Regions from separate parts of the Mus musculus genome. Here region 2 is linked to region 1. The links are chromatin contacts, found by Hi-C or POLR2A ChIA-PET in ENCODE. All regions are on one chromosome and are shown on one strand. The core of a region is the stretch at or near the end of the contact, and the rest is flanking DNA. Distances in the headings are between cores, read along the strand shown.

Region 1 (6,851 bases), core at 2,492-4,991:
TATGTGCTGCCAACGCACGCATAGATGTTAGTCTTTTAACCTGCACCTCGTATGCAGCCATAAACAATCATAAGACCATTAATATTATACAGCATGAGAAAGAGAAAATCACAGACGCTTCCACAGCACAAGCAGCAGTGCACTAAGTGCATCAGAGGTAAAGGGAATATGCAACTGCAATGCGAAGGGAGTCTAAGAACAAATGGTAGGCCTTACAGTATTTTGGGATGAAGACCTGAGTCTCTCTGTGGGCTGGATTGACCTCTAACCACTATGAGAACAAACCAATCACTGAGCTCTTCACAAAAACAAAACAAAACAGAACAAAACAACCTCTGGGCAGTCCAAGACCCCTTCTACAAGCTTTCTTATCACAGCCACATCTGTTTAATGTCTTCTACCCTGCACCAAAATAAAGGTTCTAGAAGTATACATATTCACTCTCTTATGGAGTTCACACGTTTACCACTATCTGTTCACACAAGGCCTCTTCCAAAGAGAACACTGTGAAACAGGAACAATACACCTTTAACTTCAGGGCACTGTGAATTCTATCACATCAGTTTACAAGACCGAAGGGATATGCTTACTCTTGGGAAAGACTTGTTACAGTGAGTAGCCTGGGAAGGGGTTTACAAACAAGGCAGCAAGGGTTCATTGTTGACCTTTATTTTGTACACAGAACAAGACCAAAACAGAAAAAAAAATAGGCTAGAAAGCTTTGGCCTTGGGAACTGTTGACAGACTTTTCTTGGGCAATAATTTATTCCCTGCACTAATTTAGTAGAAAAAAAGAAAGTGCATTCATATCTGGTTTTGAAATGGAAAAGTCTGACCTATGCCTTAGAAACTGTACTTAATTGGATAAATTCTAGAAAAATATTCAATAGTGAAGACCTATGCAAACTCAAGAAATCTGTATTTAATCGGATAAATTCTAGAAATATATTCAACAGCAAAGACCTATGCAGAGTCAAGAAATCTTTCCTCCATTTCAGATTTATAATCAGGACTAATTTGTTGTTGTTGTTGTTGTTGTTTGAGACAGGGTTTCTCTGTATAGCCCTGGCTATCCTGGAACTCACTCTGTTGACCAGGCTGGCCTCAAATTCAGAAATCTGCCTGCCGCTGCCTCCCAAGTGTTAGGATTAAAGGCGTGTGCCACCACTGCCCAGCAGGACTAATTTTTTTCAAAAGCTTAAATTATATTTAATCTCAGTTCTTTACATGTACTTAAAGCTACTCCTTATTTTGATATGGAATCATAAACAAACATTCTGTATTTTTTTAATATTAATTAATGTACTGCCAACACCACTAACTTTAGTCTTGAGAAACAGCTTAGCAGTTAAGAGCACTGTTTGCTCCTGAGGGGGACCCTGGTTCAGCTCCCAGCACCCACAGAGTGGCTCACAATCACCTGTCACTCCAAGTCCAGAGGATCCAACCCTCATCTCTCCTTGGAGGGCACCACACAAGCACACAGTGCATATACATATACATGCAAGCAAAACACTCATACACATAAAATAAACAAATTAAAAAAAAAAACAAAATTAGTGTCTGTTGAAAGTTCACTGAGATTGCCTAACGGTAAAAATTATAAAAAAAAAAAAAATAGTGTGCTGATTTTTCTTAGAAATAGAAAAACATTGGAATTTGTTTTTGTAGTTATTCTTAAGTAGACAGATAATTAAAATAGGGGGAAAAAAGAACTTACGCATTTAAAAAAGGGAGCATGGATCGTGGGAGTCTAGCTCATTAGTAGACAGCTTGTCTAACATGTCTAAGACCCGAGCTAGCGCTCCAACTCCCTCCCAAAAACAAATATATATAATAAATGAAGTTTAAATTAAAGGGCATAAAGAAGGCAGGAGTCACACCATCTCTCCAGATCCTGTGCAGGATCAAAGTCTAGGAAAACACATTTACAGGCTCTCTCTGAAGCCAGTTATTGATCATTTCTAAATCTACTTTAAAACATCAAGATGAGTAATCTTCAAAGTCTCTCCTCAAATAGAACATTAACAACTTCAATTACTTCATAATCAATATCAACTACCACGCTTCTCAAATGAGAACGCAAGCTAAAATTTGGTTATGACTAAGCCGAATCCACAAAATGCCAACCTTTAAGTCCAATATCCACTATAATATCACTTTTAAACAGTTATTCAAAGCTGAACACCACTTTTCTCTGGGTTGAGACAGGCACATCATGACACAAAGCAGCATGCTTAGTGTTGGCAGAACAGCTGCTTGGACCAGAGAGAGCTACATAAGCAAGAGATCTGTTGACAATCTAAATTAGGCTACCTCCAGATTCCACAAAGATGACAACCTGCATCCTCCGAGATACTGCTGCAAGTCTTCTCTGCTACCAGTTTATTCCACTTTCCCTAATCTCTGCACGAAGAGATACTATGCAAATCTATGCACGCCATGCAATACGCCAAGAGCCTCCAATATGGTAAAGTGGCCTTAAACATCAACAGGCCTTCGAGGGCCAAAGCAGCGGTGGATTGCGATGATAAGGACAGAAACACAGAATTTCACCCCAACAAGAATGGAATCTTCAAGCCAGTTTACCCTGAAGGCTCATATAGCAATTCACCAAAGAGAAAAAGTGATTTGGGAGCTCAATTTTGCATTTCCAGTCGGTGAGGGTTTGCGTTGCATGAACAATGACTAGCTTGCTCTGAGTGGCCTCCCAACCCCCACAACTTGGCTTCTGGTGCGGCCAGTCACCCTGAAAGCTGCCAGGGCTGTCACTCGGTGCCTACCAGCAACCGGACTTGGCTCCTAAAGGATTTGTCAGATCATCCTCCCAATATGGCTGCCAGAGTGATCCTGGTCGGCTGAACGTCGAGCCCACACCAGCCTTCCTCCCATCTGGCCAGCATCCAACAAGCCCCCTCCCTCTGCATCGCTTCCTCCGTCCAGCCCTTGCGCCCTCCGCTCTGTCGGATGCCCTTTCCTACCTTCATCGGGCTCAGGGGCATTGCCACATTCCCGGTTGGAACCCTGATGCCAACCACAATAGGGGGTGAGAGAGCAGATGAGGGGGGAGAGATCGGCTGGCTCCTCAGAGCTGCAATGTGCGCACATACGGCGGGACAGCGACCGATCTGCTGGCCCGCGGACAGAGCGGGGCCTGGCAGCCCAGGGGAAGCGGAGGGCTGGTGCAGGGCACTGCAGGGGACCGGCAGGCCGCTGGACCAAAGCCCGGCGCTCGCGGCCGGCCGGCCAGGTCTCTCCACGGAGGGCGAGGCTCCTCACCGCGGAGCCAGAGCCCCGGCCGGCCGCGCCGCTTCCTCGCTTTGCCCCCTCCAGGCCCGTCACCGGCCGGGAGTCCCTCCCGCGGGAGCGGCCCCCTACACCGGCGCCGCGGCACCACCGCCCACCTCGCCTCGGCCGCCCCACCTCAGCCTCCTCACCTCAGCCGCGCTGCGGACAGACGGGCGAGCCGGCCGAGTCAGAAGACGCCGAGGCGCGCAGGGGCGCGGGAGGCCGGGCACCGACGCACCTCAGCGCAGGCAGCGGCCGCCGCGAGCCGCAGGGCGCCGCTCCGCAGCCCCATCACGCGGCCGCCCAGCTCTGCATCGAGGATTGGCGGGAGGCCGGGGCGCGGCTGTGGATGCGGCGGAGGAACAGAGAGAAGCCCGGATCCGAGCTGTCGCCTCCCGGGACCACTGCCGTCTGACTACACCGCGACGCTGCTCGCCAAACTCCGCCCGAAGCCGCCGGCGCGGGACACCGCCCCGAGCTAGAGCGCCGAGCGTCACCTCGGCCCGCCCAGCAACCGAGACCGACGCGGAAGGTGACCAATCGCGATGAAGACCTTGAGACAGATGACCAATAGTAAAGCGTGGCTGGAAGAGGGGGCGGGAGGTGCCGGCGGAGCGACGGAGACACTCGAGCGCCCCCTGGTGGTACGGGAGCCGATGCGGGTGCGGGTGCGGGCGTGCCTGGTGGGCGAAGCCGGTGTCCAGAGTTCCCTCCCGGGTGACCCCCGGAAAGGTGTTAGTGGGTAGCAGCCGCGCCTGTGTAGCCGAATGACCCGCTTCGTAAGGGGACAAAAAGTGGCTCAGTGACCGGGCGGGACTGGACGGTCCAGATGCCATCCGGAGAGCTGGGATTATGTGGGAGCGGCCGAGTGTGGAGTCATTGTCCGTTTAGAAAAACAGCTCAAACGGTGAAGCCACCGAGCCCGGCGCGGTGGGAACGGAACCACGCTCAGGCATGAGTGTATCCAGCAGAAAGCTTCCTAGCCTATTCTTGTCGAACCCCAGCACAACACCTCCCACACGCCACCTTGGGAGAAAAGGAGGAATGAGTAATGGGAAAGCATGACTTAGTGGGCATTCAGCGTCTCCTTGGGAGATGGCGTGCTGGTGTGAGCACAGGAACAAAACGCTTTGTATCGCGCCCAGTGAATGGACTGAGCGGCCTGAGAGAGATGCCCCTAGAGGGGGTTACCAGGGCTCATAAGAACACAAAAGCTCTATGAGCCATGTTTTTTAAAAATCAGATTTAGGTTCAGCTCAAATGAAAAGCCCCACAGACGTTCATAAGCAGCTCAATTCAGTGCTTAGTAAAATATCACAATGACAACCTGCCAATCACACTGCATTTTAAGGTTAGAGGATGTGGTTTGGATTTATTAGCAGAAATTGAAAGTAAGATTTTTTTTTTTCTCTCAACCCTGACTTTAATACAGAATTACTGGGTAGAGAAAGGCCTACACACTAAAACGTGAGAATTAACTTTCTACACTAACGACTCTGGGCAATCACCATGCCACTGAAGTTCCAGACTCCCACTATTCCACATTCATTGGACACTTCTCATTGTGTTTATTTACTTGTTTGTTCTTGTTTGTTCAAGACAGAGGGTCTTGGTAGCTCAGGCTCTCCTGAAACTCACCAAGCAGACAAGGCTGTCTTGAAACCTACAGAGAGATCTGTCTACCTCTGCTTCCTGACTGCTGGGATTAAAGATCCGTACCACTAAGCCCAGCTCTCATTTTCTTTAGAATGTACACTCCACCTTCCCACAAAAGGAGTTGATGTCATTTATTCTGAAACACACACAGAATAGAATTGCTTAAAATATTAGGAGCAACGATTTGAGTGGAAGGTCAGCCTGGGCTACATAGAGAAACCCTGTCTTAAACAAACCTAGATGGCTTAGTGGGTAAAGTGCTTCCGATGAGCTGAGGATCCCAGTGCGGTGTCCAGAGCCCGTGTCCAGGTGGATGGAGAGTGCCTGATGAACACAGTCATCTTCTGACACAGACACACCTTACACCCCCACTGTACCATAACAATAAAGTTTAACAGACATCAATAAAATACCTAAAGCAAGAAGTTGGCATGGAAGTGTGGCTAAGTGGGGTGCGCTTGTTTAGCATGTGGGAAGCCCTGACTTCCGTTCTTGAAATGGAGGAGGAGGAAGAAGAGGAGGAGGAGGAAGGAAAGAGGAAGAGGAGCTGAATCATCAGGGGTAGAGAAGCGCTGATGGATTTGCACAGGAGCAAGAGCTGCTGACATGGACACACTTACGTTTCAGAAAGCCAGGAGAAAGGTCTTCAACCGTCTCGCTATAAAGAAGGAGGCGCTAGAGAGATGGGTCTGCAGGGAAGTGTACTTCTTGCTATGAAAAGGACCAGAGCTCCCAGTACCCACATTTGGGCAAAGCACAACCACCTGTAACTCCAGCTCCAGGGGGCTCTGACATCTCCAAGGACACCTGCACTCCTGTGCACATGCCAACACATAGATAGACTCACACACACACACACACACACACACACACACACACAAGTTTTTTATTGAAAAGATAAATCTTTCTAAAATGTTTAAAGGATATAAATATGCTAAACCCAACTTAAACATTATTCAGTGTTTATGTGTCCAAACAGTATGCCATCCTCATTAATATATACAATTTTAATATCTTCATACATCATAAAGTTTTTCAAAAGAATTATCTATTTTGTGTATATGAGTACACTGTAGCTGTCTTCGGACATACCAGAAGAGGTCATCGGATCCCATTACAGATGGTTGTGAGCCACCATGTGGTTTCTGGGAATTGAACTCAGAACCTCTGGAAGAGCAGTCAGTGTTTTTAACTGCTGAGCCATCTCTCTAGTCCCATCATAAAGTTTTTTAAGCAAATAAGCTATGAAGAAAAGCCTGCTTGGGCCAGGAATGATGGGCATGCCAAATTCTCAGCACTCAGGAGACAGAGTCAGGAGGATCGCCACAAGTTGGGAGCCAGCCTGTGCTACATACGGAGTAAGCTAGCCAGGGGTACACGGTGACACCCTATTCCACAAAACCAAACAACCAATTAAACAAACAAAAACAGACTATTTCTGCTTGAAGAAGCAGAATGCAGAAAATGAGGAAGAATATCAAAAAACTAGAGTCCGGGAAATAGGCTACCTCTGAGCATGGGGCTCTCTCATGCCGCGGCATCCTGAAGGCCAAGACGAACCTGAAAGTGTGGTAGCATAATAAGCAGAGCTCCATCGAGTCATGGGAGACACCCACTTAAACCCAGGCTTAGTGCTGTGAGTTTATTAACCCCTAGATGGTTTGGACACTCGATGGATCTCAATCTAAAAAAGAATCTTCGTGGAGGTAGCAGGGTAGCAAAACCAGACCCATCAACAGAGGCAGATAAGACGGCTCTATACCACGAGGCCACATAGCCTGCTATGCGTACCTAGGCTTTTGATCCTCTGACAAATGAAGTCACCCAGCACAGTCATTAAGTTTCTCTGCTAACAGATTTTATGTAAAAGAACCTCTCTAAAATCACACGTTACTGTGAGAGTGAAT
Region 2 (6,304 bases), core at 2,247-4,746, 120 kb after region 1:
TTAAACCACCTGCCCTCCTTACAGCACTGCCTTGGTCCACGAGAACAACACACGAGTAGCTAGGTATAGCACGAATGCAGTGTAAACAATGATGCTGTGGGATGTCACAGCTCTGTTCCGGAAACTCAGCATAAAGCACTACGTGCATGACACAGCCATGCAGATAAACAACCCTTTCAAATACACAGAAAGAAGTAAAAGAACTCAAGGTGACCCACGAGAGAGGGACCTGGTCTGGTTAAACCAGTTTTTACTCTTCTAGATGGTATTCACATATATTTTCATTTTGTTAAAGTATGAAACTCTGATTTAATCCAAGTTCCTAACTTACAGTGAGGAGATCACGTCAGTGTGTTTTGTTTTTTTTTTTTTTTTAAATATTTATTTATTTATTATATGTAAGTACACTGTAGCTGTCTTCAGACACACCAGAAGAGGGCGTCAGATCTCGTTACAGATGGTTGTGAGCCACCATGTGGTTGCTGGGATTTGAACTCCAGACCTTTGGAAGAGCAGTCGGGTGCTCTTACCCACTGAGCCATCTCACCAGCCCCGTCAGTGTGTTTTAATTCTAAAATGTATCCTTGTAAGACACATGTGTTTTATTTTTTTTTTTTTTTTTTTTTTTTTAATTTTTCGAGACAGGGTTTCTCTGTCCTGGAACTCACTTTGTAGACCAGGCTGGCCTTGAACTCAGAAATCCACCTGCCTCTGCTTCCTGAATGCTGGAATTAAAGGCGTGCGCCACCACGCCCGGAGTGTTATATATTTTTTTAACCAAATCAACATCACCTACAACATCTGTCATATAAGTTTCTACTACCAGAGTAACCAAAAATGGGCACAAGCACTTTTGGAAACATCTCAGTTGAGAAATGCACACCTAATTCTGAATTAAGGGACCTGGATTAAAGCTGGGCACACTGGTACACACTCAGGCAGAGGCAGGTAGGGGTCTGTGAGCTGGAACCAGCCTGGGCTACAGTGAGAGTCAAAAAAGAAAAAAAAAAAAAAGCTTTTAAAGAGATTTTTGTTCTGGCTTCTAATGAGAATAAAATGACCAGTAATTAATTGTACTGCCACTGTAGTCAAGCCAACTAATTTGTTGAAAATACCTTTATACTAATCCTGCTTTAGTGAATTTAATTTTTCATATACATTTTAGTGTTCTGTTGACCTTGAAAAAAAATTTCTTCCATTTCTTCCACAAAGGTTATACGTGTTCCTTTTATGGTCACTAAGAGAGTTACACCATCTCAAGAACTGAGCAAAATAAAGAGATACCTTCCAGATTATACGGTATCTTTGACCAGTCTGTATAGTCTGGTCAAAATTAAGTGGTTTGAAAAAAAAATTAACGAAGATCAAATCTGTAAAGGTCGCTAAACCAAGAACTTTTACAAAGCATAGTACTTTTTAGAAGTAAAGGGCTACAGAAAAACACAGATTGTGTTTCTTTAGAATGAAAGGAAAATGGGAGGATGCTTTTTTAAACTACATAAAACCAAGTATTTCTAAGTTGATCTCCTGATATTTCCTGAAACTACTCAGGGCTTTTCTGATTTAAGATTACACTCCTGCTGTAGTTGAGGAAAACCAAGTTAGCTGACTGAAAATTAGCAATTCTGACTTAACAACTGAAATATCACAAGTCACAAGATTGGTTTTTTTTCCCCCCTACCTGACCCTTCACCCACGTACGCGCATGCTCCATCCCTGGAGAATTTTAGTGAGTAAATAAACATGAGGAGACCATAGCCAAAAGTGGAGCACCGGCCTCTTCCAACCGACCTGATGACAGATGACGACTACTTTCATAATACTGCAGGGGAAGCTTACGGGAAGCAGGGGAAGAAATTAAGCCAGCTGGGATCTCGAAAGGAATGCTTTCAATTTGTAAAACGACAAGGGGAAAAAAAAAATCAACTGAGGCATAGAAATCCCTAGTTCCCTAACTGCCTCTGCTTTCCTGATGATCCCACACAGTACAACCCAAGTTTGAGGGGGAGGGGTCCTGACAAAAGTAACATAATACCAGAAGTCATTAGGAATCTGTTAAATTAGTGTAATTTAACTGGAATCTTTTTAACTATTAAGTATATACACTTTGTTAATGTTAAATCTCAAGGAATCTGTAACTACCTCTCAAACACAAAGGTACCTTTGATAATTTATTACAATGAAATGGTCACATGTATCTGGGATTTCAAATCCTTCCCTTTAAAACTGCCATTAAACATCATGATTTTATGCAAAATTGTTCTTTAAAACCCCCGACGACGCAGACACACACAATATACCACGATCTAAATCGCGCCCCTCTTTCTCGAACACCCTTTTAAAAAGATTGAACACCTTCAAGATGCTCCTCACCACCCCACCCCCGTCTTCAGACCCTAAAAGAAAGAAAAGCGAGTGGAGTTCCGAATGAAGAAACGAGAGAGAATAAAGGAGAATAAAACGAGAGACCCTCTTGCATTCTCTATCTCTGGAGAATTTTAGTGATCGAGTAAACATACTGAGACGGTAGCCCAAAGTGGAGCCAAGGGCTTCTTACAATACAGCCAACCTGATGATGAATGACTACTTCCATTATATTTCATTATTCTTGAAAATGCCATCTCCGTTGCCTCCCCAATCCCAAGAGCCCGACACCACCAGGGCAAAAATCTGTCCCCATCCAAAGCGCCAAAGAGTTGCCAAGTAATCCTTTCAAGGTGCCCCCCCCCACGCCCCAGCCTCCTCACCTCGTCAGCGCTCAGCTCCTCCATCGCTTTCCTCTTAATGGTGAAAGGCGTTAGAGAGATCCTTCAGTTCTTGAGACCAGGGCGGGAGCAAAGGAAGAGTGGAAGGTATCTATCGGGCTGTCTGGTCCCCCAATGGGGGAGGTTTCAGAATTGCATAGTCAGAGGTTAAAAACTAAGAACACGAGGCACTGAATCGCCTTGGCTTCGGCCGCTCGCACCGCCGCAGCCTCCTCCAGCAGCAAGCGCCCAGAGCTGCCGCCTCTGGCCACGGCCACCGCTATGGGGTCCTCTCCAGGCGCCACTGACTCCCCTCAGCTTCCCAGGTTACCCAGGGCGGGCGGCGCGGTCTCCAGCTCGGCTCGTGCCCGCTGCGCGCCGTGTCTTCGTGGCGGTGACGCGGCAGCTGCGTTTTTTTCTCCCGCAGACCCTGCTCCGGGTCCCACCCCTGGGCCCAGGCGGGAACAGCTCCACTGCACACTGGATGCCCCCGAGGCGCGGCGACCCTACAGCAGCCCAGGCAGAGCCCAGCACCGGACCGGGAAGCCCCTCCCCTCTAAAAGCAGGCCAGGCTCGCCCCGCCTCCACGCGAGAACCCCGGTGGGGGGCAGGGGAGGGACGGGACTGGCGAAGCCCTCGCTGGAAGCGTAAATCCTCCTACCCCTCCAACCCTACTCTTACCCCCTCGCCCCACCAAGAATTATTCATCAAAACAACAGGGCGGCCATCTTTGAAAGGGGTCACGTGACCCTCGCCGGGGAGGCGGGGCTTCTCGCTCTGGGATTCGCCAGCCAATAAGCAGCGGGCGTCGCGCCGCCGATTTCCTCTTCGCTTGCATCCTGTCCCCGCCCCCTGCCCCACCCCCTCTTCCCTGAGCGGCGCCAGGCGGGGGGAGGGGCGAGAGGGGCTGCTAAGAGGAGACGAGGAGGAGGCGGGGCGGACAGTCACCATGGAGACTGAGCGGAGGCGAGGGGCGCGGTGGGCGGGGCCCAGGTAGAATTGCTGAGGGCAGGATGTGCCAATCCGAATATGGCCCTTCCACGGGCTCTCCCCTGCGCCTTGGGTTTCTGCGGTGCTAGTTTGTTCCCATGTGGATCCTGCTGTGGAGTGACTTGGAAATCCTCCAGGATGCTGCAAGCCGGCTACAGACATTAGAAGAACTGAGGAATCGGAAACACATTTGCTTTCTGCAGGGAGCATTTAGCACCATCCTGCAAATACCTTGTCCCACTCTTTTCCTCCCCCAGGAAAACCCATGGAAGAAAACTAACAGGATCTTAATTTTATTTTACCTTGTTCTTTTAGAGAGGTGCTCTGCTTTAAGGGTGTAGAGACTCAAATTATTGAGAAATGTATTGAACAATGACTTAGTAACTAACCCTTTGTAATGCCAGCTCGGCCGGACAACAAAAACTTACTTTACAATCAATGTATAAATACAAATTGAAAAATCTAACAGAACCGTGAAAATCCAGATTTTGCCACAAAGTATATATCGTATGGCTTACAAAAGCCATAATCATCTCGTTCTTAATTGTTCTTGAGACAGAATCTTGCTATGTATTTCAGATAGCCCCAAATTTGAAATCCTGCCTGAACGCTGGGGTATGCACCACCATCACAGATTACCCAACTATAACATTAATGTATGTATATGTGTATACATGTATGTATTTGAAACAGGGTCTCGCTGGCCTGGAACTCACAGAGATCTGCCTGCCTCTGCCTCCCAAGTGCTAGGGTTCATTACCGGCTACTCTTAGCTGAACTATAATCTTAAACATTCCACTCCTGTTTAAAAGAGTTACAGTTGATCTTATCCAAGGGGACAAGAAGTGACTAAAATAGTTACAATTTGTTTGCTACATGCTAAAAATGGGAACATGACTATTAGATATGCAAAGAGTCTGTGAGTAAAATTAAATCGCTGCAGGCTTTTCAGGACTGCATTCTACTTTCCAGGAAATGAATTCTGTGTAAGCCATTTTGCACCCCTAGTTACACTGATGTCAATTACATTGTTTTTCTGAAAACATGATAATTGCCATGTAGCCTCAGATTAAATCACACAAGTAAAGTATACAATGGCTTTAGGGTAGTGAGAGTTCTTTAACATCATTGCTCTTTAATTTCAGAACATTTTAATCACCCACCCAGCCATCCAACACACTATAACCATTCCTCCTCATCCTGCCATTACTTCCGATAGCCGATCTGTCCTCTGGCTCCCCGGACTTACCTACTCTGCACATTTCACATCAAATAAATTGAACATTTGGTAACTACTCTTGCGGGGCCTCAACTGCACTGCTTTTTTGGGCTTCAGAAAGATAGTTTTTCCTCCTTGAGGCCTTGACGTTTGCTGTCTCCTTTGTCCCAAAGACTCTTCTCCTGGACTTTGCATGGCTTATTCCTTCTTAGTGTTTAGGTTTTAGATTTGATGTCATTTCCTCACTGCTGCATTAATTTGCTTATCAAGTATATGTATGGATATGTTCCTGTTTGTGGAGGTGTACATCTATGTATATATGTGTGTGTGTGGAGGACAGAGGACAGCCTTGGTGTCATCTCAGGAACACCATCCACCTCTATTGAAACACGGCCTCTCATTGGCCTGGAGCTCACCAGTTAGGTTGGACTGCTAGCCAGTAAGCCCTGGAGATCCTCCTGTCTCCGCCTCCCCAGCCTGGGGCTTGCAAGCCTCCAAGCCTGGCATTTTTACATAGGGTTTGGTGATAGAATTCAGGCCCTCATTCTTGCAAAGTCAGACATCAACTTGTAGAAATTGGTTCTTCCTTCCACTGTGTGGGCTTTGAGGATCAAACTCAGATCAATTGGCTTAATGGCAAGTGCCTTTACCTACCATGCTGTCTACCAGAAGAACACAGCTTTTTCCTTTGCCCAGGATTGGGGCTATAAATCAGTGGTAGAATGCTTGCCTAAGTATTTATGAAGCCCTGTAGGACAGAAAATAATAATAATAATAAATAGTCTTCCTCAGATATTGCTTATTTCTCTCAAGCCTTGTTTTAAAGATTTATTTATTTTTATGTATATGAGTACACTGTAGCTGTACAGATGGTTGTGAACCACGATGTGGTTGCAGGGATTTGAACTCAGGACCTTCTAAAGAGCAGTCAGTGCTCTTACCCGCTGAGCCATCTCACCAGCCCCTCAAGCCTTTTTGTATATGTAACTTTATTCTAGCTCTCTGTGTTTCTCCCCCCCATTGTCTGTCTGTCTGTCTGTCTGTCTGTCAGTCAGTCAGTCACAGGTAAGGTCATGACTAGTACACCTTAACTGACCAGCTCACCTGTGTCTTGTGTAGGGCTTTGCCCATAATGCTGTATGAGTGGTTCACAAATACAAGAACAGAACAGGGCTTGAGTCAGCCACACTGGCTTATATTTCCTGGGGTTAGCAACCACATGTAACCCTGTGGAGATCAGGCTGAAGCCAAGCAGGAGGAATTCAAGTAGTTAACAACACTCTAAGGCTTGAACTCCATCAGGGGTGTTACATATGGTGATGGCCAGAAATCATGACAAATTCCAAAGGCT

What was found. A loop is a pair of places that touch in the nucleus more often than their neighbours do. ChIA-PET counts read pairs that join two places held with the same protein, here RNA polymerase II (POLR2A).
Region 2: a loop to region 1 is called in a map of left cerebral cortex, with 4 times the contacts of the local background. The contact joins the promoter of Ube4b here to the promoter of Kif1b in region 1. A Hi-C loop is called at or near these places in 1 of 37 maps with a recorded cell type or tissue (left cerebral cortex). POLR2A ChIA-PET finds 5 or more read pairs at or near these places in 1 of 5 experiments (Patski).

Annotation. Positions count from the first base shown.
Region 1 is chr4:149,303,992-149,310,842 of GRCm38, forward strand. Kif1b (kinesin family member 1B) reads right to left here and starts at 3,742. Exons shown (of 49, transcript NM_001290995.1): 1 at 3,438-3,742.
Region 2 is chr4:149,423,135-149,429,438 of GRCm38, forward strand. Ube4b (ubiquitination factor E4B) reads right to left here and starts at 3,497. Exons shown (of 27, transcript NM_022022.3): 1 at 2,748-3,497. The coding sequence starts at 2,771.